3 separate regions of the Mus musculus genome follow, and all the other regions are linked to region 2. Evidence: chromatin loops called from intact Hi-C (ENCODE). Cell type or tissue: left cerebral cortex. All regions are shown on one strand.

Region 1 (8,000 bases), 700 kb before region 2:
GTGATGCAGTATTTATAAATCAAACTAATGACCATCTAAGCAAGGTCATTAGGAATCAGGAACTGTGTCAAGTACAAAGGGTGCAGAGAGGAAATCCCCATACTCCTGACACCCGAGACACCACTATTTTATAAAAGGCAGGCACGCGTACAGTTGGGCAAAGGACCCATGTGTAGAGCCCTGAGTGGTTGTTGTGGAAGGAGAGAGACTAGCAAGGCTGAGGAAGACAGGGCTACAAAGATAATGCACAGAAAGGAGCCCGGAGTCCAGGGCTGGGGCTTGGGAAGTAGGAGGGAGGTAGTGGGTTCATCTCAAGCTTGGAGTCAGCCAGTAGACTCTGATATATGAACATTTGGAGCGTCATAGGTGACGGAGCTTGGGGGTGGTCTTAGTGTTTGAGCAGACAGCAGAAGCAGGAAGTATGCCTTCAGTGTCTCACCCTTCTTCCCTGAAGCATGCTGTAAAGCCTGCCTTCCAGGGATGCCTCCTTTCACCTGCTGGAGAGAAGCATCCTTATCCGTGTATCCTTGGAGATGGGGAGGTGGGCCTTTATAAAAAGGCCTTGTTAACTCTGCCTTAGCTCGTCATCAGTGCACCTCAGCCCCTCTGTGCACTCTTACTTCCATAGGCCTGAGTGGAAATGAACTCGCTCCCTTTACTTCTGGAGGTTGATCAGGATCTTTATTTCTAACGGCTCCAACACTATGTAAAGTTCACGTTAAGCAAATGTGCACGCTTCTCCTCTGGCTATTCCATCTTTTGTGATAGGGTTCTCAGCCGTGAACTTAGTAGTAATTAAGATCAGACGTATTGGGGGCTGAAGAGATGGCTCAGCAGTTAAGAGTACTAACTGCTGTTCCAGAGGTCTTGAGTTCAATTCCCAGTACCCACATGGTGGTTCATGACCATCTATAGTGTGATCCCGATGCCCTCTTCTGGTGTGTAGCTGTATATGCAGATGGAGCACTCATATGTAGAATAAATAAGTAAATCTCTAATTATTTTTTTTTTAAGAAGAGAAAGTATTTTCCTTACACAGAGAATAGATACTTAAAAGGAACTCTGAGGTGGTTTGATGAGAATCACTCCTTAGGCTCATGTATTTGAATGCTAGGTCCCCATCTGCTGCAACTATTTTGAGGAAGTCTAGGAGGTGTGGCCTTTTTAGAAGATGGGAAGGTGTGTTACTTGGGGTAGGCAGTGCCATTTCAAAAGCCCACCAAGCCAGACCAGTCTCACCCTCTCTGCTTCTAACTTGTGGAGATGTAAGCTCTCAGTTCTTGCTCCAGCGCCATGCCTGCCTGCCTGCCTGTTGTCATGCTCCCACTCTCTGAAAGTTCAAGGAAATCTCCAGTTAAATGCTTTCCTTCATAAGATACCTTGGCTATGGCGTCTTTTCAAGGCAATAGAACAGTAACCAAGACAGTCCTGTAGCACGTGGCAGAAAGTGGGCCTAAAAGGCAACTTGAATTTCTGATGGGTGATGGATGTGTGTGGGTGTGACAGTCACTGTCGCGTCCGCTCTCGACCAGCAAGAACGACACGACCACCAGTCCTTCTAGCAGCAGTTTATTCAGTAAACTTCCGTCTTCATCTCTCTCGCTTCAACTTTTTCTCTCTCTCTACTCACGGCAAGCCACGTCACCTCACCAGGCATGCAGCTTCAGCTAATCAGGGCAGCAGGGGCATGTCTCCACCAAAATGGATTCGCCAGTATCCTGGTGCACCTGCGCAGCTCTCATGATGGTTGTGGCTTATTTTCAGGTGTATGAGGAAGTCAGGTGCAAGTCATAAGACTTAGCTGCAGTCCCTGGCGCCTTCTTGGGACTGCCGCCACACCTGCTCCTCACAAGTCACAACTTACTCTCTGCAAGAGAAAGTCTCAACTGCAGCGGCACACATATAAGAGTTTCTACTCTTATACACAAGTAGCCAAGAGAAAGGGGTCTGTAACCCTATAGGTGGAACAACGATATGAACTAACCAGTACCCCCAGAGCTCGTGTCTCTAGCTGCATATGTAGCAGAAGATGGCCTAGTCGGCCATCATTGGGAAGAGAGGCTCCTTGGTCTTGCAAACTTTATATGCTCCAGTACAGGGGAATGCCAGGGCCAAGAAGTGGGAGTGGGTGGATAGGGGAGCAAGGCGGAGGAGGGTATAGGGGACTTTCGGGATAGCATTTGAAATGTAAATGAAGAAAATATCTAATAAAAATTGGGGGGGGGGAGAAGCCAAGAGAAACATTGCAGGACTGGTTAGATCTTTTAAAAATTCTCAGAAGGTAGCTAGGGGCTGTGCTGGCTTACAGTATTATGATGGTTGTAGATACTCCAAAAATCCGTGACTTCCCTAGCTCTGGATAGTTGGCTAGATTCCTGGTACCAGCCATGATTTGCCCCTTGTTGGTCTTAAGTGCAATCAAAGATCTTTTGGTTAGTGCCAGGGTATGTGTGCCACTTCTGTACCCTTGGGGTTTTTGTGCCGCACAGCTCATTGTGGTTCAGAGAATGGAAGAAGTAGTCTTCCATATGGTTATCCAGAATGACTAGCCCTGAGAAATACAAGTAACATTGTACAGACAGAGCAGGTTGTCCTTGGATATTTATGAATACATATGTATGTACCCACACACATACGAACATGATGTACACACATGAACAACAATTAATGAAAAAGAGGCCATGGATTTGAAAAAGAGCAAGGAGAGGTGGTGAGAGAGTCTGGAGGGAGAAAAGGGATGTGGAGATATAATATAATTATATTATAATCTCAAAAAACAAAGAAGTCCTCAGAGATCTGGTCATGGTGGCCATGCCTGTAACCCCCACAATCCCGAGGCTGAGGGAAGAAGACGTTGACTTGGAGGTCAGCCTGGGGAACCAGGGGCTGGGTACAGCTCAGGTAGAGAGAGAGCCCTTGCCAGTGTCAGCAATTGTTTGCTTTGCAGCGTTTCTGGGACCAGCAGTGGGAGTGGTGGGTGGTGTCTGCAGATTCTCAGAGATTCCGCAGGGTGAGTTGGCTTTTGTCTTGGCTATACTTGCATGTGAATTTTGTCTCTGCGTTCCTGTATGGCACTTAGGGCTCCATGGAGCAATAGCCATTTCATCTTAGTGAGGAAAACCGGGAAGTAAAGAGCCTTAGAGGGTACTTACAGTGTGTGTTTTAAGCAAATTCCCCCAAGCTTCACACAATATTTCTATTTAGCAAATGTCTAAGATTCAAAACATTGAGGTGAAGGAAGAAGGGAGAATAAAGGAGAGCAACCAGCATTCCGTATTGCCGGGGAGTGTCGTCAAATACAGGCTTGTAAGTATTTCTCAGGCTGAAGGCTGGGGCAGGAAATAGACACAGAAGTCAAGGCCCCATTGTTCTGCTGTGTTGTGTTGGTGCTGGGGATGGACCTCGGGCCTCACACACACTAGGCAAGCTCTTCTGAGTCATTGCCTCCCAGCATAACTCTCTTCCCACTGTCTCTCCTCACTACCACTCCTGAGAGGGACAGCCATGGCTGCAGGGCAGCTCATTCAGGTCGCCCTGTGGCAGGCAAGTGACTGCCCCCCCCCCCCCCGCATACACACACCTGTACATATGCTGCATTTCATCCCTGACAATCCCTTTCATTTGGAAGATGTATGTTTGGGTTAAGGTTGTTGGTACTCGTCATCTGGGAATGCACTAGAAATCTCGGTATCGAAATGTTTAGCTTCTTAGATGAGAGAAGCCCTCTAGGAGAATGAGCAGACATCTCACTAAAGGGGAGAAAAGATGTCATGCCATTGTTTGGGGGATATAAAGACTTAAAACACACACACACACACACACACACACACACACACACACACACAATTATTCATGTTCTCAGTGGGGGAAAAAATCAGGAAGTTGCTGGCTGCATACAGGACAAAAGGGCCCTTCCCTCCTCCCACCAATCTCCCACAGTTCCTCCATCCCGGCCTCCTGGGAGGGAACCCAGGGCCTCACACTTCCGTGACAAGTGGGAACTGTCTCTCAGCAGCAAGTCTTTACAGTGTTTCTCATTACTGTCACTCCTGAGTGGACACAGCCATGCCCGTTCTCTCCAGTGTCAAGGAAGGGACTGGAGCTTTGCCTCGCACAGCCTGACATGGGCCTCACAGTTCAGATTGTGCGCGAATGCATTTCAGTCACAAAATGAACAGCTCCTTGAGAGAATGAAATTATCAAGCTGAGCTGCCAGGCTGGATCTGGCCTTCTGTTCAGCCAGGCTTGGAGAGGTTTCTGACTGTGGGTGAGCCTGCCTGCTATACTCCCGTTAAACAGAAGAGGGCGGCAGAGAGACTGATTAGAAAACCCACTTCCTTATTTGCTTCCCTCCAATGCAAGCTCTTGTGCAGTGTATACTGATAGGAAATGAAAATTGAAATTAGCACCTTTTATTTTTTTCAACACCAAGTGATTAGAGAAAAGTTTAAAGTAACACAACCCAGATTTCTTCCCGCCAGGCCCCCCCCCCCCATACTGATGTTGCCAAGAGGACTAATACTAGGGGATTTTGATGTTCACAGATGTGACAGTCAAATGCAATGGATTATTTGTTGCAGGTAAATAACCCTGATGGGTCTTGGCTTTCTCCTGGCATTCCATGTGCTTGTATAAAAAGCATGCACTCCCATGTGTTTTGATGGCTTATCGCAACGCATTTGCCCGCTGGAATTAAAGGGTCCCTAAGGAAAGCTGTTTCATTTCTTGCTAAGACAAAGGAACGTTAATGCCATTTGACTTAATTTTGGTTTGGCACTGGCTTTGTTTTTAAAATATTGTTTTTACAACCCTGTTCTTTTGATGATAGAATTAGTGTCTAAGCTGGCTGATTGGGTGGCTTTAGGCCCTTGACCTTTAAAATGTGACGTAATTGAAGTCATGTTTATCTGAGGAGGATGGTTTATGCTCACACACTGTACGTGAACTCTGGCTGGCTTCTCATTAATATTCTATCTTTTTTTATCTCTGGTCTAGGACAGCTGCATACCCCAGGGCTTCTTTCTGATATTTTAGTATTTTCTGGTTTTAAGGTTAAGGACAGTGAGTAGTCCTAGCAGGTAGCCCTTGCTCCACTGTGACTCATGGGGTCAAGTTATTGGTAGTCCTCCATAAGGAAAGCGAGGAGCCCACTGTGACATTTTATATTGTGATAAATTTAATCTATTGGTGGCTTGTCCTTACGGCCCCACTTTATAGATAAGCTATGAATGAAGTAACTGGTCTCAATGCTGCTTTCAAAGTGAGAAGTGTCATTGTCCAAGGGGAAGGGCATGTGGCATGGCCTGATGGCTTAGCGTGGAAAATGAGTGTGTGTGCTTATGTGACAGCCATGACCCCCTCAGGACCTGGGCTTCTAGCTTGTTTCTACCTACAGTATTCATGATCCCACCTGTCACCTCTCTGTACCCCTCCTCAGCCCAAAACAATACAGAAAATCAGTCACCTTTGCTGTCTATCAGTGGCCTCAGGTCTCAGCTCTGTCCATGTTTTGGGATAACTTTCCTATGAAATGAGGGAGTAGACAAGGACACCACCGATCTCTTTGATTGCATTAATGTATTGGTTATCATCGTCTTTGTCATCTTCCTTCTTCTCCTCTTCCCCTCCATCTTCTCCTTCACAAATCTATTTTATTGTTTTAACTGTATGATGTTCCGCTATGTGTATGTCTGTGCACCACATGTGTGCTTGGTGCCTGCAGAGGCCAGATGAGGCTATCATATAACCTGTTTTTTAGTTTGAATAGGAACGGCCCCCATAGACTCCTGTGTTTGAATGCTCGATCACAGGGAGTGACACTATTAGGAGGTGTGGCTTTGTTGGAGTAGGTATGGAGGAAATGAGTCACTGGAGGTGGGCTTTGAAGTTTCAAATTCTCAACCCAGGCCCAGCATCTCTTTCTTCCTTCTGACTGCCAGTCCTGATTTAGTATGCTCAACTACCTCTCCAGCATCATGCGTGTGTGCCTCTTCAGCCTGCATGCCACTGCACTTCCCACCATGATGACAATGGACTCAACCTTTGAACTGTAAGCCAGCCCCAGTTAAATGCTTTTCTTTTTAAGAGTTGCTTTAGCCAGGATGTCTCATCACAACAATAAAACCCTAAGACACCCTGGAACTCAGAATTTCACACAGTTGTGAGCTGCCACGTGGCAGCTGGGAATCAAACCTGGGACTTGCTGTCTCTGGATGGCTTTGGGATTTGTTAGTTTGGTCAGTTTGGTCCTCAGTTTAGGTTACATAACTGACTGAGGAAAGGTTGTCTTGATCTGCTATGTATTTCCTCATGAGTCTTAAGGTTTCTATCTCTGGGTTATGGGGTCAGGAAATAGGGTCTTGGAAAGTTCCTGGTGATGTTACTAAGAATATAGTAGAGGTAGGTTTGTAGGAAGAAATGAAAAAAATGAGGATTTAGATGGCATCAGCATCTAGAGCAGTTTTATTTCATGACAGAGAGGTGGCAAGGTCCCAAGTTCTGGCTGCACTGTGTTTGGGCCACAGAAACCAGGCACACAATGACTAGAGTTCAAGAGAAAGCAGAGTGTATCCTTCAAGCCGGGGTTTTTGTAGCTAAGGATAGGGGTTGGGGGTTGGGGGTGAGGTGGCACGGAATCAAAGGCTCAGACTCAGGGAGCTTGCAAGGATGAGGCAGTGAGTTTATTATTTCTCTGGGAGCACCCTTTATACCCACTACCTTGTCCCCTTGGTTCCAAACAAGCATGTCCTCCAAGCGGCAGTTCCTGATTGGCTGTCATCATCTGCATCACCAGTCTCTAGGCTCAGGCAGGCTTCAGTTACCTCGGGGAGGGTGGGGGTGCTCCCCACTTGCTGTTTTCTGAAGTTTATGCAGAATGGGTCTTGTCAGTGAGGCCTGCCATGCCTTCTACAGACAGGAAGTGGGTTGGGGCATTCCTTGGGGGCTGCCTGGAGGAATTAGCTATTTTCTTGAGACAGGCTATTAGTTTGAAACTGTGAGGTCTGCTGACTTTTTATCACCACCAGGTCTCTGGGGTGGGGGTCAGCAGCTTTCCTTCTGCAATCTCCAAACAGCTAGACTTGAAGCTCAGTTTAGGGCCTTGTTTTTCTTTGGGGGGGGTCCCTTTAGTTAACTGTAACCAACCTTCAGCAGGCTCAGATGCCAACTCAGCAAAGAGTAGGTTCCTCTCTGGTGTTCTGACCTGTGAGTTCTTCTTGCCTTCTTGGTCCCTGAACTTTTAGCTTCATCTCCTTATTTCAGACACTCCATCTATCTCCACCTGGCTTGCTCCTCCCTGCCGAGTGCTCTGGGAAAGCTCACAGTGTGCCAGCTGGAGGTCTGCACTGCCTGTTTCCCAGTGACCACTGTCCTTGTTCAATGTCTTGAGAAACATCAGTTTGGGGTTGTTTCATGTGGAAGGTAAATCCACGTCTCACTGCACATCCTGGCTAGGGACTAAAGCACCTCTGCATGATTTCTTAATGCCTTTCTGTCAGAGCTTCTCTAAGGATATTTCCCTCATCCTGATAACAGCTATGTTAGTGTTATAAGTTGGCACATCCCCTCTAGGAACCTCAGCAAGAAATGCCACCACAGAGCTGCCTGGCTACTGCCCTTGCTTCTGTGCCTCCCAAGAAGATGCAACAGGAGAAAAGATGACCACCTGATGTTAATGCAGAGTCAGTTCAGATCCCAGCAGTACAGGCAGGAGGAGGATGGGCTGATATAGGTTGGTTTGTTTGAAACAAGGTCTCATGTAGCCCAGGCTGGGCTCAAGCTCGATATAGCGGAGGATGCCCTTGAGCTTCTGCTCTGTGACTGCTGGGATGGCAGGTGTTCACCACTGTGCCGTTTTATGCAGTGCTGGAGATCCAACCCAGGGCACTCTGCACACAGGGCAAGCTCTCTGCCAACTGAGCCACATCCCCTGCCCAGGGTAGTCATCTGTGAGCACATATGTTTGTTTTCTACAATCCCTTCCTGAAAGTCAAGTATGACAC
Region 2 (8,000 bases):
ATGCATTTGAAAATGAGGGGAAAGTTTGCACATATGCCTGTGCACCTCTTGTGCCTCCAGAGCCCCGAAGAGTGCTGGAGCACCCCCCCCGGAAATGGAGTTATAGACAGCTGTGAGCTGGAAATTGAACCCCTGTCCTCTGGAAGAGCACCCAGTACTCTTAAACACGGAGCCATGCTTCCAGTCCCCCTGCCCCCTGCCCCCAGTAAGGAAATGTTTTTTTAAATACTTTCAAAATGAAAAGGATTCTGAAAGTGCTTTATAAAGAAGTGTTCTTAGAGTAAGGGAAATTTGTCTGGAATTCCTTTGTTAGAAATATTAGTAAATATTTCAAATGTAAAGTCTAGTTTATCTATACAGAATACTACAATGGCTTTAGGAGGTTACTTTTAAATGGGGTTATTTTTCATATTCCTGCCTCTTTTGGAACTGGCAAAATACAGAAATATTTATTTATATCTCCCAAAGTCTAGACTTCCTTGGGCTCTGGCTATTTAGAGCTCACGTTTGGTGTTTTTAACCCGGCAGACATTCTTCTCTTTCATCCCTGTTATTCCTGGGTCACCCTTCTCAGGATATCTGGCTAATCTTGCTGATATTTCTGGGGCATAGATGGAGTCAGAATATGTGACTGAGGAGAAAAAAAGTCAGATAGGACCGTAGTTCTGGACCTTTCTCTTACATAAGAGATTTTCTTTTGTGAGTATGGAAATGGGCAGATGTCAGATAACCTTTGCCCAACCTGGAACATTCCTGCTTTCTCCAGGGAATTTCCTCAGGCTGATGTGCCGTGGGCTTTCCACAGTCAATTCAAAGGTTCTGTCACAGCTATCAGAATGATCTAGGTTAGCTCAAAAAACGGAGAGGTTCGTTCCTTGGCTGCTCTTTCTGGCTCCCTGCCTTGACTGTCTATAAAAACGGGAAAGGCGTGCTCACCACGATGCAGGAAGTGTTTTATATTTACACAGTGAAACATGACAGTGGGAAAAGGACAACCCTCACCTAAAGACCCAGCACTTTTCCACAGCCCCACTCTTCTGTTTTATCTGAGCACTTCCACTTAACCAACGCTAAAAAAGAAAGGTTATAAACTGGCAAGCACTTTCTTACTGAGGCAGTAAAAGTCAATCAGAAGAGTTTACGGCCGACACCAGGATGGCACAGCTCCTTGCCCAGTTCAGTTGCTCCTGAGAGGGTGAATTCAGAGCAGAGGTTTCACTTTCTGGGTTTTGAGATAACCTGCAACAATCAGGTTTATAGCTCAATCTGCCTCTTCTTTTGATGCCCTCTCTAGGAAACTCAAGTTACTACTATCACCATCTTTCTCTCTTCTTGCTTCTGTCAACATTATCATCCTTTACCCGGTTACCCAGCTACATCCAAGTCTCATAATGGCCTAACATGAAGCCCTATCCTCCAGTGTCATAGAACTAACTGGTCTACCCGGAAGCCCAGAGCCCAGTCTTCCAGACGCCATACACTCTCGGGCATGCTGAGACTCAGAGCAACTCTTGGAACACCAAAGGCAGTCTTCAATCTGAGGGGACATCCAGATGCCCCTCCAGAGGCTGTCTAACACTTCATCACCCCACCTCATCCAGCTGTCCCCAAAATAAATGGAGGGCAACTCTCTAGAGCTTGCTACCAGCAATAGAGCATGTTGAGGGAAATCATCTGACAGCAGAGGGATGAAGAAGTGAACTCATCAGATTAGAACGTGACCGTGGGCATTACAACATCCTGATTCTATAAACCTTAAACCCCCGGGATATTGTCTACTAGATAAATGTCAATTTCATCTCTCTCTCGGAAGAAAAGAAGCACTTTTTGAACCTCGCCTTGTGACAGACACTCCAACCATCTGAACCATTGGTTTTCCATTGCTGTGTTGATGGGAACGTTAAGAACGGGATGAGATTCTAAAGAATTAATTTTTAAAAACACATTGTATTAAAATGTGAAACTGACTCACTAAGATTGCAAAATAAATCGGTCGGAAAAAAAAAAGCCAAACCCATTCTTAAGTAACGAATTTCAGGGCCTGCTCTTCTGCCTCTGACTTCTGAATGACTATGCAGAAGGTTTTTCATACTACCTAATACGATTTAATACTCTATTTGTGAAAATATTCCCCAAATATGGTTAAGCATCTTAAGTGAATTATGAAAATGACTTTTGCTAATTATCCCTCAAAAACATGTCTTTATCTTCCCAGACTCTTGTTCTCCGGAGCGAATTACACGTTGGGGTCACAATGACATCCCTTATTCTACTGAAACTTAACTCTTTCAGGGCCTGCAGGCTACAGAGGTTCCGCTCATAAATCAGCACTTACAGTTTGCTCATAAAGCTAGCACTGAGAAGAAATGCCTTGTCTCCATTGGACAGGACCCACCACGCAGAGGGCACCAGACAACGTGGCATTTGTTTGATTACAATGCTGCAAACATTAAAGATGTTATAGAAATTGTATCTAATTAGAAGGTGACAGCGACTACCATTTACACAATCCCCAAAGTTACCCTTCCCAAAGACAATCAGTAGGTGGTTCATATTAAGGCTCCATAGCTCACTCGCTATCAATGAGCTAGCCCAAAGCATCCTTGTTCCTGGCTAAACCCTGCAACTCTGGCAACTGTGTATGATGTTCTAATGTGTATAGATCAGTGACCGTCCCCAGACTCACAGCTCTCCTCTCAATGCCCCTGGATCATAGAGCAAGCACTGAGACTTGGCCTGTCCAGGACTTGGCTGCATCTGGAGCCATTGCCCCCTCTACAATATGATCAGTTTCACATCACTTTAATTTCATCCAATAAATAAAATCTGAACATTTATGGCACTGCCCTCTAAGCAGTGTGAAATGAATTTTCCAGGTGGCTTTAACAAAAACAAAGGCCCCCGTCTCTCGCATGACCCCATAAATCACCAGGCATGCGCATGCAGCTAAGCTTCAACCTTTGTTTCTTCCTGTCTGTGTTCCCGCACCCCTTCCCTTCTTGAAGATACGAGTTGGTGCTTCTTTACTCTTGCACCAGAGGAGCAAACAACAACACGAAGAACCCCTATGAGCATGTGACTTCAATGTTCTAAGATAATTTTGGTGGCCTGTGACTTATTAGGATTACAAATATCAGCCACTGTCACATCTCAAGCATCAGGATCTCTCAAATGTGTATCCATCAAGCCTCTCTCACCCCATTCCACAGTCCCTTCTTTGCAACACTTGACACAGACGAGGATACATGATGGACTGTGGATTCATCAGAAGATAAGCTCTCCTCAGAGAAGGATAGCGTCCAAGAGGACCTGCCGTCTCAGGGGCTGTACTTTGAACGGGGTGGGAAATCAAGTAATATTAATGGAAAAAAAGAAACTAGGTCTGTGTTTGGGGAAAGGTGTTAAATCAAGACAGTGTAAGGCTGAGAGAGGATCCTGGCCCTGAGATTTACTCTTGCGGTGTCCTGGAAGATTAATGAAGGAACGACAAAAATGCCAAATTGACAATAACCCAGAGTTAATTATTCTCGAGATTAAGTTCTAGATTTATAAAACCAATTCTCCCGGGAGCGACTTTTCCCGTTTTAAATTTTACAGCAGTCTATGGCTGTCTGTGTAATTGAAGCCTGGTATACAAAACATCCATGTGTGTGCATGGATAAGCAGAAGAGGCAAGCAGATGTGGCTACTCCTAAGCCCTGCTATTCGGAATCACAATATTTCATTTCAAAAGTCACAAAAAAATAAACCAGAAAATGTCATTGAGCAGTGTCAGCAACCTCCCCCCCAGTAATGCGGTTTTCTTGATGTTTTTCTCGAACCACTGATAAAAACTCTTTGAAGTGGATGAGTAAATATTATCATGTGATAGTACTTGGACCCAACTGTGCAAATACAACTGCATTGTGTTCCGCTCTGGGGGCTCCAGGCCGGTCAAACCACGCAGACGGGGTTGCTATGGAGGAACCAATGTGCTTATTAAATAAGCCCAGGAGCAGGTCAGGATGTAGCTCAGCTCTTACAGCGGGCCACCTCTTAATCTTCCTCACTTAGACACATGGAGTGTTAAGAGAGAAATGCTGGCTTTGGAAAATATGTTTCTGTGATGCAGGGAAGGTAGAGCCACAAATAAGCCATTGGAACCTGGAACTCGCAGCAGCTGGCTGTTAGTGCCCCCTTTGGCATGCTGCTGCAGACAGGGTAGGGAGAACCTGTATGGCTAACCCACTGGGGGCATCCCCTGGCGCCGCGAAGCCGGGTGCTCAGCTAGGGGCCTTACACCCGGGCGCCTCGAGGCAGCATCCTAAGGTGGGGCGCATCTTCCCGCAGAGCACCCCGCAGTAGCTCACCTTTCCCGGGAGGGGTCCCGGCAGCAGCAGCTTGAGAGCCTGCCTCTTCAGCTCCACCAAGCGGGCGTTACAGTTCTCGCACCAGACGCCGCGGTCGGAGCCGGGGGAGGAGCCGCCGCCGCTGCCCGAGCCAGGGGAGCCGGTGCCGAAGCCGGGTGAGCCGCCCAGAGAGCCGGGCGAGCTGGTACCAATGCCCGGAGATGCAGGTCCCGGAGAGCCGGTGAAGGAGCTCGGGGACGAGGTGCCCGAGCCCGGGGACGGGGTGCCCGATGAGCCCAGCGCAGAGCCTGCTCCCTCCGGGGTGGGCCGGCTGCCGGCGCGCGACTCCTCGTAAGCCTTGCGGTACCAGCTCTCAGGAGAGCAGGGCGCTGAGGGCTTGGTGGGCGAGCACATTTCGTTCACCTGCCGGAGAGACGCGCGGCGTCAGGCCCTGTAGAGCCATCAGTCCCCCGTGCGGCGGAGGGCTGGTGGGGGGGGGGGGTCGCCGTCCTGCCCGCACTGATGCAAACCTGCCCTCCATCTATCTCCATCCTTCAAGTGACCAATCCTTAAGGAAGTCCTGTCCCACCCACCCTCGCCAGAGTGACCCGCACGCAGGTCCCCCTCCATTCCTCCTGGGGTCAGCACAAGAGCTTGCGGGGTGTGGATATCCTGCAGCTTCTGCGAGAACACCCAGAAATCCAGCGCCCTACTCTTTCAAACCCGGTACCCACCCCAGCAAGGGCCTAGGTACACAGTCCTAGAACACCCTATCGCAGGGTGGGTGACTGTGACTTCTGGATGTTTACTCATTCGGGGAACAGCCCCCACCCCAGGTCCTGCAGGTAAAGCAAACGGGCTCCCCGCTCCAGGGCAGCGATCCGAGGGAAGAGCAGAGGAATTCCTGGGAAATGCTCCCCCTCGGCTTAACTCTGTCTGCAAGTCCCGAAATACTGCAAAAGTTAAGGGTGTGAGGAAAGGGAGGAACCAAGGGCTGAAGACATTCCCGTAGCCAGGCGAGCTGCAGACCCGCCTCCATGCACGCACGACCCCGCCGGCCGTGGGGACGCCGGTGCACCCGAGAGCTGGGGACCCTGCATCCGCCGCCGGCTCCCGGGAAGCAGAGGACACCCACTCAGATGAGTCCCTGGAAACGCATCTCCTCGTGGACACCGCCACAACTTACCCCGTATTTCTTGCCCCTGGTGGAGACCGCAAGCCTCTCTTTATTTCCGGCTACCGAATTCATGGTGGCTCTTCCAGAGGAAAGGGTCTAAATGTTCCCACAAGGCTACATCCAAAAGGTCTGCCAACCCAGACGCGTCCCCCCTCGTGGTAGGGGTTGGTCCTCAAGTCAAGATTTCTTAATGGGGGGTTGGGAAGAATGAAAGCAAATGGACCCCAGAAGTAATAGCACCAATTTGCAGGAAAGGTTGGAACGGCTGGTGGTTCTCAAATAATGGGTCTTCTCATCTCTCTGCCTCCTCCAGCCACGCGTCCTCTCTTCGCGGTCACATCCAGATCGCTAGCATTTTCCTCCACCCGGCCAGCGCGCGTTCTCCTCTAGCGGGGCCGAAACGGAGGAGGACGGCGGCGAGGACGCAGGGAGGCTGCAGGGAAGGTGGGCGAGCCCTCGCCGAGCCGAGCCGGCGGTGGGAACTTGCCTCCTTCCCCGAGCTCGCTAACTGAGTTCAAAGAAATTCTCCCAAAATATAAGGATCCAGACTCGGGGAGGAGCCACGGCGTGTCGCCGAGCCAATATGCGCCGTCCCGTTTTCTCCTGACAGTTGCGCGCAGGGCAAGGAGAGGGCGGCTGTACGCGGCCGGAGAGCAGCCCGCGGTCAGGACGCGTGTGTCCGTCCGGGAGCAGCGCGGAGCCTAGGGAACCTCAGCCCCGCCGCCTCGGAGCCCGCCGGGCCGCCGCCGCCGCCTCGCCTGCCGCGATCCATTTACGGCGCGGCGCTTGGGCCTGGCATCGCCAGGCGCAGCCGGGGCGGGGGTGGGGTCGTAAATCTGGCTCCGGGCGGGGAAGTTGCTGGCGAGGGGCCCACAGCCCCGGGCTCCGGTGCTATCCAGCGCGCGAGCCTGTAGCTCGGAGTCGGCCGAGCTGCGCTGAAACGCAGCACCCAGGCCTCCCCGCCCCCCTCCCCGAGAGCTGGTCTCTTCCTGGCAAGGCGTGCAGGTCTGCCTTTGAAAAGCCGTGCAAACGGATTGAGTCACAAACAAGTCCGCAAACAGGCCGGGACCAACCCCCCCGCCCTTTGTTCTCCCAGACCTGCCTGGCAAACCTTGTCTTGATTCGCCCTCCTAGCCCCAGCGGGCCAGGGGACCCTCCTCCCCTGGACCCCGATTTGAGCACCGGGAGCCTTGAGCCCCCCTTCCCGCGCCCGCCCACGGGCCCAAGCCCCTGTTAATGAAGGGAAAACCTCCCGAGACCTGCACAGGTGAGCCCGAGACCCAGCCTGTAGCTGCCAGGCTGGGGAAACTGAGGGATTGGTCGCGCCGAACGCGCGCGGAAGGACTGCGCGGGCCTGGAGAGGGGGTGTGGCGCGAGCTGATCGACCTCGGGGACTGGGATCGTCCCCTTGCCCCTTTGCACGGTTGCCTGCCAGCACCCGGACCTGTGGGATCTCCAGAGCACCCAGCTGTCGCCCGCTGTCTGATTCCCGTCCCCCGCCCGGCGCAGCGCCCAGGAGCGCAGGAAGCCGGCGTACGCCGGGCTCCACACGTGGCTGCTCCGGGGTGTCATTTTTCATTTCCCGGGAGGACATTTCTTCTGGTGAGCCGGCAGGTCTATTTTGTTGTGACCTTTAATTAACACCCCACGAGACGCCTCCTGCGGGACCAGCCGGGCGCGGAGATCACGTGTGGTGTAATGGCATCTGGGTACCCCGGAAAGACCTGGCCTGGGGCTAGGCGGGGGCAGGAGGACATTTCGGGCTTCCCTAGTCGCTGTCTTCCTTCAACATATGCAAGAGAAAGGAGGGGGCAGAATACAACAATTGGGGTGCTAGAACCCGGGGCAACGCCCCCCCCTCCTGTCTTCCTGTGTGAACCTTCGGCGCCTCCCGGGCATCGCCATCCCCGCCCAGCGCCCTCTGCAGCTGGTGCACCCCGGATATTTCATAGCCTCTAAAGCGAGGCGAGAAGGTCAAAATGAAGATGTTGAGAACACTGTGGAAGTTTCCATTACGTTCCTACTTCCAATTTCAACGCGATCATATCTGCCGAAGACCTTAGGGGGACTGGTAGCCTCCAGGCAGCCCAACTGCAGCCGCATCTGTATTCTGCCTAGGTGCCGCGGAAAATATCGTCGCCATTAGCTACGCGCGGCTTATCAGCCTCAAAGCAGCATGTGGCCAGGTGAAATGGACGAGCCCGTGAAGCCCGAAGTGGGAAAGGTGGGGTGTCGAAGGGAGAGCCATTGCGGAGCTGCACGATTCGTCCTGAAGAATGATGAGCCCTGAGATCTGATGTGCATCTCAAAATATCTTCGGTCCCCGGCGTTTGATGGGCTCGGAGCGCCCTCTGTTGGTGAAATTTTATAGATGGCGGCTCCTCAAGAGAGTTGATGTAAAATCTACATACAGTGAAATGCATAAAATTTAAGTGTAAAATTCCATGAGTTTCTATAAATAAATACATACACGAATATATCTATATATGTATATA
Region 3 (8,000 bases), 160 kb before region 2:
CTATCCTGTATCCTTTTTGCAGCCTTGCAATTAACAGCCTTCAAAAGATGAAAGTTATAGCACTAACATTAATGCTGTGTGTTGTTTACCACCGTTCAGGATACCATCTTCTGTTTTCTGTGGATCTCCACCAACAGTGTCCCACAGTTGGTCTTTCTGTATTCAGACCCCACATTAGGTGCCACCTGTAGCCACCAGCGGCCACAGGTTACTAGGTTCCTGAAAGGAAAGCTGGGAGTGGGAAGGATGGCGAGAGAAATAACGAGCCAAGACAAAGTTCTCTGATCAAGGCTCAATGTCTTAATTCTAAGGTCTGACTATAAAGGGGGAAACCCATTCCCCTCTTTGCCAGGATCTCATCACTTTGCCAGGATCTTGTCAGGAAGACAAGCTCAGCTGCTCAGCAGGTAGTGGCTTCATGCAGGAAGCTGAAGGTGTGGCAGGATAATAGACTTCACCTAGGTTGGAAGACTCCACCCTAGGTGGGCTAGCCTACTCAAGGCTGGGGGAAGGGCACATAGCCCTCCAAACTGAAATCATATTAGGAGTTGGTGGGTAAGCCAAGCACTCTGGGCATGCTCAGTGTAGACTGTCAGAGATGGGAGAGGGGCAAGAGAGAAGGTGTAAACCTTCCCCTGGATGCTTGCCTCTCCTGCCAAATCCCCAGTCATCCAATTGCATACAGATAAGGGAGGCAGAACACAGCTTTAAAGGTGGACTAGAGCCTTGACTGGAGACTGTAGTTTCAAGACTACAGTGATGATTTCTTTCAGGATTACTTCTTGTATCCACAAAGTCACCTAAAACATAGCAGGTAGATAACCAGTACTAAAGCCCATTTTCCAGATTGTTCAGTGGAATTCACGCCGGGCTCTATGACATTGTAACTATGCTCGTCCATTGACACTGGTCCCACACCAGAGAACCTCGTGAGCCAAGACTCCTGAAGACAGGGTCTCAGTCTGACTTATCTCTGTGTCTCCCAGATGCCAACACCTGGTATTTTGTGAGTCTGAAACACTAAAGGAATTTGAGTATCAGAAAGACCCATTTTTCTTCTCCCAGCATCAGAGGCTGACAGAGTAAGTAACAAGTGAGCTTACCACAGTTAGCTGCCCCAGTTGTTCAATGCCTAGCTTATCAATACATAAGCTTTAAGAAGGAGCTCATTTCCAGGAAGACAATGCAGGGGGATCCTGGAGCCAGGTCAGTAGGACACTATGACCTTTGCTGTGTTTACTGCTGACACAGCAAGTGTGGGGTGGAGGTAAGGGGAGGCCAGCATAAACCATCCCATCAGGGGTCAGAGTTCTTCACAGGAGCAACTGAGCTGGGCAGCAGGGATTCCTGATCCCACAAGCTGCAATCAGGCAGAGTCTAGGTTACGGTTTCTGCCTACCACTAGGAGCAAGAAATAACTCCGCCATTCCTGAAAGGACACTGGTATGAACGCAAACACACACACACACACACACACACACACACACACACACACACACACACGAAACTCAGAACTTCCCTCTTCCAGCACTGATTTCCCACACTAAGACCCGCTTGAAGCAGTGTTCGCCTACCCCCACTATCTGAAGACAACACTTTGTGTTCCTACTATAACTGACCCAATGAATGCTGGCTGAATGGATAGATGGATGTGCAAGCCTATATGGTGTGGTCAGAGAATACCAACACTACTTCTTAGGGGTGGGTACTGGTGTGAGGCGACTGACCACACAGTGCAGATAACAATCAGATCCAGAAGACATGCTTTCCAGAGTTCTCTGTGACCTTTCTTACCCACCTAGGGATACCTGAATTCCAGAACCATCTTTACAACTTTCTCTTGCATGCCTAGGCTCCCCTGTGTCCTTCCTCACCCCTAACTAGACCCTCAGACACATCTGTCTCCAGACCAAGGGTCCCAGAATAAACAAGAGCTCACATGTCTACACATGAGCTTTGCCCACTGGTCTGGGCCTTCTGTCCTCCCTAAATTTGTGAATGGCTCAGAGTCTTTTCAACACTCAGCAGAAATGAGCCTGGGGGGTCTTGTTCTCATCTCTCTCCTCCTTGTCCCTCCCATGATCAATCCTCAAGGTCTCTGACTTCTTCTTAAACATCTGCAATACCCATAAGCCTCTGTGACTATTGCCCTCCTAAATCCACAATTGGTTCTTCCCTCTCAGTGTCTACTCAAGTGCCATGCTCCCCTGAACCCACCGAGTCATAGCTACCTGCCTGCCACTTCACATCACTTAGCTACCAGGAGCCTTACATGTAGTACTAAAGGGAAAGTCGATGATTTGCTATTTTTATGTGTTCCGGCTTCTTCTCTGCATCTTTTCCAGTTCCCAACACCCCATTCTCATGATGACAGCCCATGTTTACAGATCTGCTCTTATCTCTGTCTCCTTGAACCCTTGCTCCAGATTTTCTTCCTGGTCTTGGGGTCAAGCACAACCTGTCTATAATGTTTACAAGGGGATTATACTAGAAACTTACATTCCTTAGGAAATATTTATTGACTCTATACCAGTTAGCCCTCAATGCTATGCTGGCTCGTTTCCCATTTACTTTACAGCTGCTTTGTAGAAGCAAAAGGATTAGCAGTGTTTGAGTAAGGAGACTGCTTGGCTTCCTTTTTTTGGGGGGAGGGGGGGCAACGACAAATCTTTCATATAAGTTCCTAATAAATAAGAAAATTAACTGATTTTCATAGAGAGCTATTTTACATATCATTGACTTACCTTCAGAGATATCAGTAGTGGTGAGGGAAGGGAATCCTAGACCAGTAGCTCTTACAGCTATGATGGTTGCATGCTTCAAGACAAAGCCAGAAATGAGAGGAAAACCAAGGCCAAGGGCTAGGCAGCTAAATAAGAATGATTCTGCACGAGGCTTCCCAATGCTTTCAGCCAAACAAAACCAGAGACTCTGGATCAAGCTGATTCCTAACATGAAACTTACATCATTATGAAATAATATAGAAATGTGTCTTCCTCTCCCTCTTCCCCCTCACCACCCACTCCAATGTGTGGTGATGGAGTTTGAAAGCAGGATCCCTCTGACATGAGCCTTCAATATCAGCATCCTCTCCACTCCCCTTCCTATTTCTAGACAGGGTCTCAGTTAAATATTTGCTGGAAAAGGTTTGGGGAGTCCAGAGTATATCATTCCCCTGTGCATAGCAAATATTGCTCAGCTCATAGATAAACAAGCCAGAATACTGTGTTAAGCAGATCTGCCTCCCCCAGAAGACTGCAACAACAAAGTCTTTCCCCAAAAGACTTTTGTTGGAAAAGTCAATTTAAACATATGCCACCCTGTCAAACCCTGGTCTCCCAATTGATGATGAAAGAGTTTTGTTTCCTCACACTCTCCTTGGGAAATTAAAACATTTTCACCCAATTCTACTAAGTCCACCTCTTAGGTAAGCTAATGTTCGCCTCACTAGATGGCAGCATTGCTTACGAGGCCTCTCTGAATTTTTTGGGCCCAGGTCTGCCTCACCCTTCAGCCCCACCAGCCTCTCCACCTTGCAATGAAGAACATCAACACGAAGCATTTATGTCCATACTTTTGTGCAGAGCAACACAAGGAAAACCTTCTAGTTGCATAGAGAAGCATCCCAAAGAAATCGTACAATAGTGTGTGCTTCGGGTGGCTTGGGTCTCCTTTGTGGTCAACTTACAGAAGTGGCCTCCTTCTTTCATAAAAGTGGTAGAAACGCAAACAAGATTATAGGAGACCTGCATCTGTCCATCTCTGCCATGTCTGAGCCCGAGCAAGGTGACCTTGGGCAGGTCAGTTAACACATCTGAGTCTGGGTCATGCTACCTATAACTCACGAGGGCATGCCTGGTTCCTGTGATTTGCTGTAACCAATAGTGTATGAACAAGCTGATGGGCCTGGTCCTCCCTTCCATCCTGTTCTTCTCTGCAGCATCCACAGTAGGAGCCAGCCCTGCCACGATGCTGGAAGCTACCAGGCTGTCTTAGATTGGTCCTGCCACTAGACAAGTTCTGGTCACAGCCATCAGTGCAGACATGGCTGCTGTTCATAAGGTTTCCCTGCTCCTTCCCCAGTGTCTCCATTTTTCCCAGGCACTCACCTGAGCTATGTACAGGATGGGCTAACTCTCTGAGGCCATGGGTGCTATAGTTAAGACATTAAATAGTCTCCACAATCCCCAAAATGGTGTCTAACATACTTCCTGAACACCCAAATTACTCCCCGGGAGGAACTTAGGCATATGAAATACACTCATTAGTAATCCTCACAAATATCTTTCTAAGACAGAACCAGGCTAATTTGTCACGCTAAAGACTGTTAGCACAGAAGCATCTCGATTGGATATTAATTAGGATGTCCAGGGTGAGTTCTCTGGGAAGGAAACTGTAAGTTCTCCAGTTTATTGAAAACTCTACATTATGAGTTCTGTTAAGAAGAAAATTTATATTTTATTAAATTGTAAGTGAGTGAGAACGCAAAGATACTAAAATCAGTGACTAATTAGGAAACCAGGAAGGATGGGCTCAAACACTCTCTCTCTAAGTGCATTTTAATATGAGATTCATAAACCATATCTGAAGCCTGGCTCTTTCAACATTGGCCCCAAAATAATAGGGCATTTACTCTTTTGGATCATTTTAAATCTGCTTCCTCTATGACTCCATGGAATTTATGATGTTTCCCCTCCTCCTTAAAAAAACCTCCAAACATGAGAGAAGGAGTCTTCCAGTCAGTATTTTATCAATTTGCCCAACAATGGCAGAAGAAGAACATTTCTACTTAAAATATGAGATTCTCATTTGAAATGTGACGTGCTCTTTGGAAAGCTAGTTTCTTTGCAGAGGGCTATGGCTTCCATACCGACTTGATGGTTTGGGTACTGTTTCTTCAGCTACCGTGAGTTCTTTACTGAAAGGGCCACACTGGGTCTATTCAGCTCAGATTGTGACCCTGCCTGAAGGAAGATGGCCTTCCAACTTCAATAAGTGTCATGGACACTACTGGGTGCTACACCCAGAGCCACATTAAGGGACCTCATCTCATATCATCCCCACAACAACTGCAACTTTACCCAGGAGAAAGTGCAAACTCTCCACAGTGAGAAGGCTCCATGGAGGCCCCATAGCAGGTTAGGGCCGCAGGGCAGGGAGGGTGTTTCTGTGTGGGAGAGGTAAGTCTAGTATGACCCCAGCCTTTCATCCTTCACACTTAGAGAAGATCTGTGATGCCTAGCCCCCTTGGAGACCTTCAAAGAAACCTCAGCTGTGCTATTCTCACTTAGCCAGCCCACTGTGGACAACAAACACCTTGACTCTATAAAGAAGGGAAAGCTCTGTCACTGGAGACATCCTGGAGAAGATGGCTGAAAGAGGAAGGGATACAGCGTCTGTGTGCTTATCCACAGTCTCCACTCTAACTACAGTCCCCACGGTGTGACAATGCTCAGTTTTGTTGGCACCCAGCTTAGCTTAGCCAAGATCAGGGCAGACAAGCCAAAACACCCTCTGTCCACTGGCCCACCCCATCCCACCCACTCACATTTGGTGCTGAGGCAAACAAGGCACCTTCCTTATTATTTCCTCCAGCCTCTTTCTAGAATCTAGGTATATTTTTAAAGAAGAAAAAAAAAATCCTACAAGTTGCTCTAACCAAGTTAACTCAAAGTGTCTGCCAGGACAGTGGAGATAGAGCAGGCCCCTTCCATGATTGTCAGTTTAGACCCACTAGTCAGCTCCTCTCCCCGAGGTGGGCTGTAAAATTCTGTGTGAGCACAGATGAGTGGAAGGGGCTTGCACCAGGCGGGAAGGGTCAGTGTGTTCCTGCTGACCCTTCCCCCAGTGGCTGCCTGCTTTGCATTTTGTCTGCTCTGGAGTCCTCTGGGCTCCTAAGGGGGTGTGACTAAGTCACCTCCCTGCCTCTCCTGGCTTTGTCTTTTTTTAATCTTTGCTCCCTTTGTTTCTCTACTACCCACAGAGTGGGAGCCCAGCTGGGTGTACTTGGCTGGGAAAGAGCCCATGGCTACTTCACTTCCTCACCCCAGCTTCCTTTTTCATTTGTCTACCTCTCTGTCAATCATTACATAGAATTTGCCCCAAATTTGTGTCCATGTGACACCCCAGAATATATCCTTATTTAGAAATAGAGTCTTTGCAGATATGGTCAGTTAAGGTTGAGAAGAGACCATACTAGACTGAGGAAGGCTCCAAATCCAGTGATCTGTGTCTTTCCCTACAACAGAGAGAAGGTGGGACAAACTGTGTGGAATCAGGCAGAGATGGGGTGCTATAGCACAGGCCCAGAAGCAACAGGGTCTAGAAGAGGTAAGGAAAGCTTTCTGCTCCCCTGTAGCCTTAGGCTCAAAGTTCCCAGAAAAGAGAGATAGACATTGTGCATTCCAAGCAGCCTAGTTGATGATTATTCGTTATGACAACCCTAAGAAGTTAATACACTGCCTTTCCCCCAAAGTCATTTGTGGCAGAGCCTTTAAGAGGTGGAGCCCTGAGAGAAGTGAAGTCACTGTGGTCATGGCACATGATTGACCTTGGGACCTCCTCATCTTTCTCTTCTGTTCTCTGCTCCCTTGCCATCATGAACTAAGCAGCTTGCTACACCACAAAAGTTTGAGCAACCAGGGGCCAAAGACTCTGAAGTCATAAGCCAAAATAAAACTTTCTCCGTTAAAAATCTCTCTCCCTCCTCCCTCTTCTCTGTCTCTGTCTCTGTCTCTGTCTTCTCTCTCTCTCTCTCTCTCTCTCTCTCTCTCTCTCTCTCACTCACTCCACATGTGGTACATGTGTGTGTACCTGTGTACAAATGTACATCTGAGTATGGACATGTGCATGCCATACCATACATGTGGAAGTCAGAGGACAACCTGGGTGTCATACTCCATTTCCCATCTTATTTGAGACAGGGTCTCTTGTGTGCCCCTCTATGCACCAGGCTAGCTGCCCTGAACACTTCCAGGGATCGCCTGTCTCTAGCTCCTATCTCACTGTAGCAAGATTATAGGCAAGCACTGCACAGCTAAAGTGCGTGCCTTCTGGAGAGACCCCACGTCCTCATGGTTTTACTGTGAGAAATCCCCTAAGCCCTTTCTCCCTTCTAAGGTGCTTGCCTCAGGCATGTTGTCACAGTGTGCTACTTTCCTACAGGAATTCACTGGTGCAATCAGGAAGTTATGAGGCCAGTGACAGATGAATTATTCCTTGAGGCTAGGCCTTGTCAACAATTCAAAGCAGGGCCTGGGTCTCATCCTCAGACATTCTCATTTTGTTGGACCAGGGTGTGACCTAGACTTTGAGAATTTCTTTTAACCCCTCCCAGGGGATTCTAGTGTGTAGTCAGAAGTTGAAAACTCCACTTTGAAAGAAGCAAACAGTCCATTTCTCTATTTTACATCTCCAGGGCCTGTCTTCAACTTACTAATAAAAACTGATGTGAGCCAATACTTATGTTTGGGTCTACAATTCCCAAAGGTCTTTCAAATACATTTAATCCTCAAGATACCAGAAAAGGTGAGAAATCCTTTCTGAAGCAGTCCTGTGAGACCCTGTTCTTTTGGTTCCAAAGGCCTGATAGAAAAGAGAAACACCCACCCCTGTGTGCCAGCTAAGGCTCTCCACCCCCAGCCTGGAATGGCTTCTGCAGTTTCAACACTCTGAGAGACTTACACAATGGTCATCCCTGGATGCCAGTGGAGAGCGACTGTGGCTCGCCTGTTACTATGACTCTGTAACAATAGGGGAATTTGAGACAACTGGAAAGCAATGGGGCAGCATGAGCCGCCTCTTATTCTGTGGAGGCAGCCAAATGAAATGAGCCCACTTGCTGGTGCGCTGCTGACCCAGGGGGTGAGGTAGTGGCTGGTGTGGGATGGAAAGCCCGTATGCTTCATCATCTCTCACATCTGCAAACCTCCTCTCACTTGTCCTTATCAGGTTGTCAGTTACCAAATGCTTCCTTAAGGCCGCTGGAACAAACCGGCACT

What was found. A loop is a pair of places that touch in the nucleus more often than their neighbours do. Peaks named below come from ENCODE experiments on the same cell type or tissue, not always from the same donor. Only the 100,000 strongest peaks of a DNase experiment are listed, where the experiment ranks them.
Region 1: it touches region 2 in a loop (6-fold over the local background); 16 of 42 quality-filtered maps call a loop at or near these places.
Region 3: a loop joins it to region 2, with 6 times the contacts of the local background. A loop is called at or near these places in 21 of 42 quality-filtered maps.

The regions. Positions count from the first base shown.
Region 1 is chr1:179,228,529-179,236,528 of GRCm38, reverse strand. The region is part of intron 5 of Smyd3 (SET and MYND domain containing 3); the gene reads left to right. Among named protein-coding and RNA genes, the nearest start is that of Gm31349, 96 kb to the left of the region's middle. In left cerebral cortex, CTCF peaks have their summits at 944 (motif pointing left) and 4,292 (motif pointing right); a DNase peak (open chromatin) is centred at 4,278.
Region 2 is chr1:178,527,140-178,535,139 of GRCm38, reverse strand. It overlaps Kif26b (kinesin family member 26B), which reads right to left and starts at 6,015. Exons shown (of 15, transcript NM_001161665.1): 1 at 5,515-6,015; 2 at 4,350-4,751. The coding sequence starts at 5,577. In left cerebral cortex, CTCF peaks have their summits at 4,182, 4,381, 5,549 and 7,858 (motif pointing left); DNase peaks (open chromatin) are centred at 6,093, 6,415, 7,105, 7,776 and 2 more places; H3K4me3 peaks cover 4,003 bases; H3K27ac peaks cover 2,467 bases.
Region 3 is chr1:178,685,167-178,693,166 of GRCm38, reverse strand. The region is part of intron 3 of Kif26b (kinesin family member 26B); the gene reads right to left. Among named protein-coding and RNA genes, the nearest start is that of Gm24405, 52 kb to the right of the region's middle. In left cerebral cortex, a CTCF peak has its summit at 3,456 (motif pointing right); a DNase peak (open chromatin) is centred at 3,451.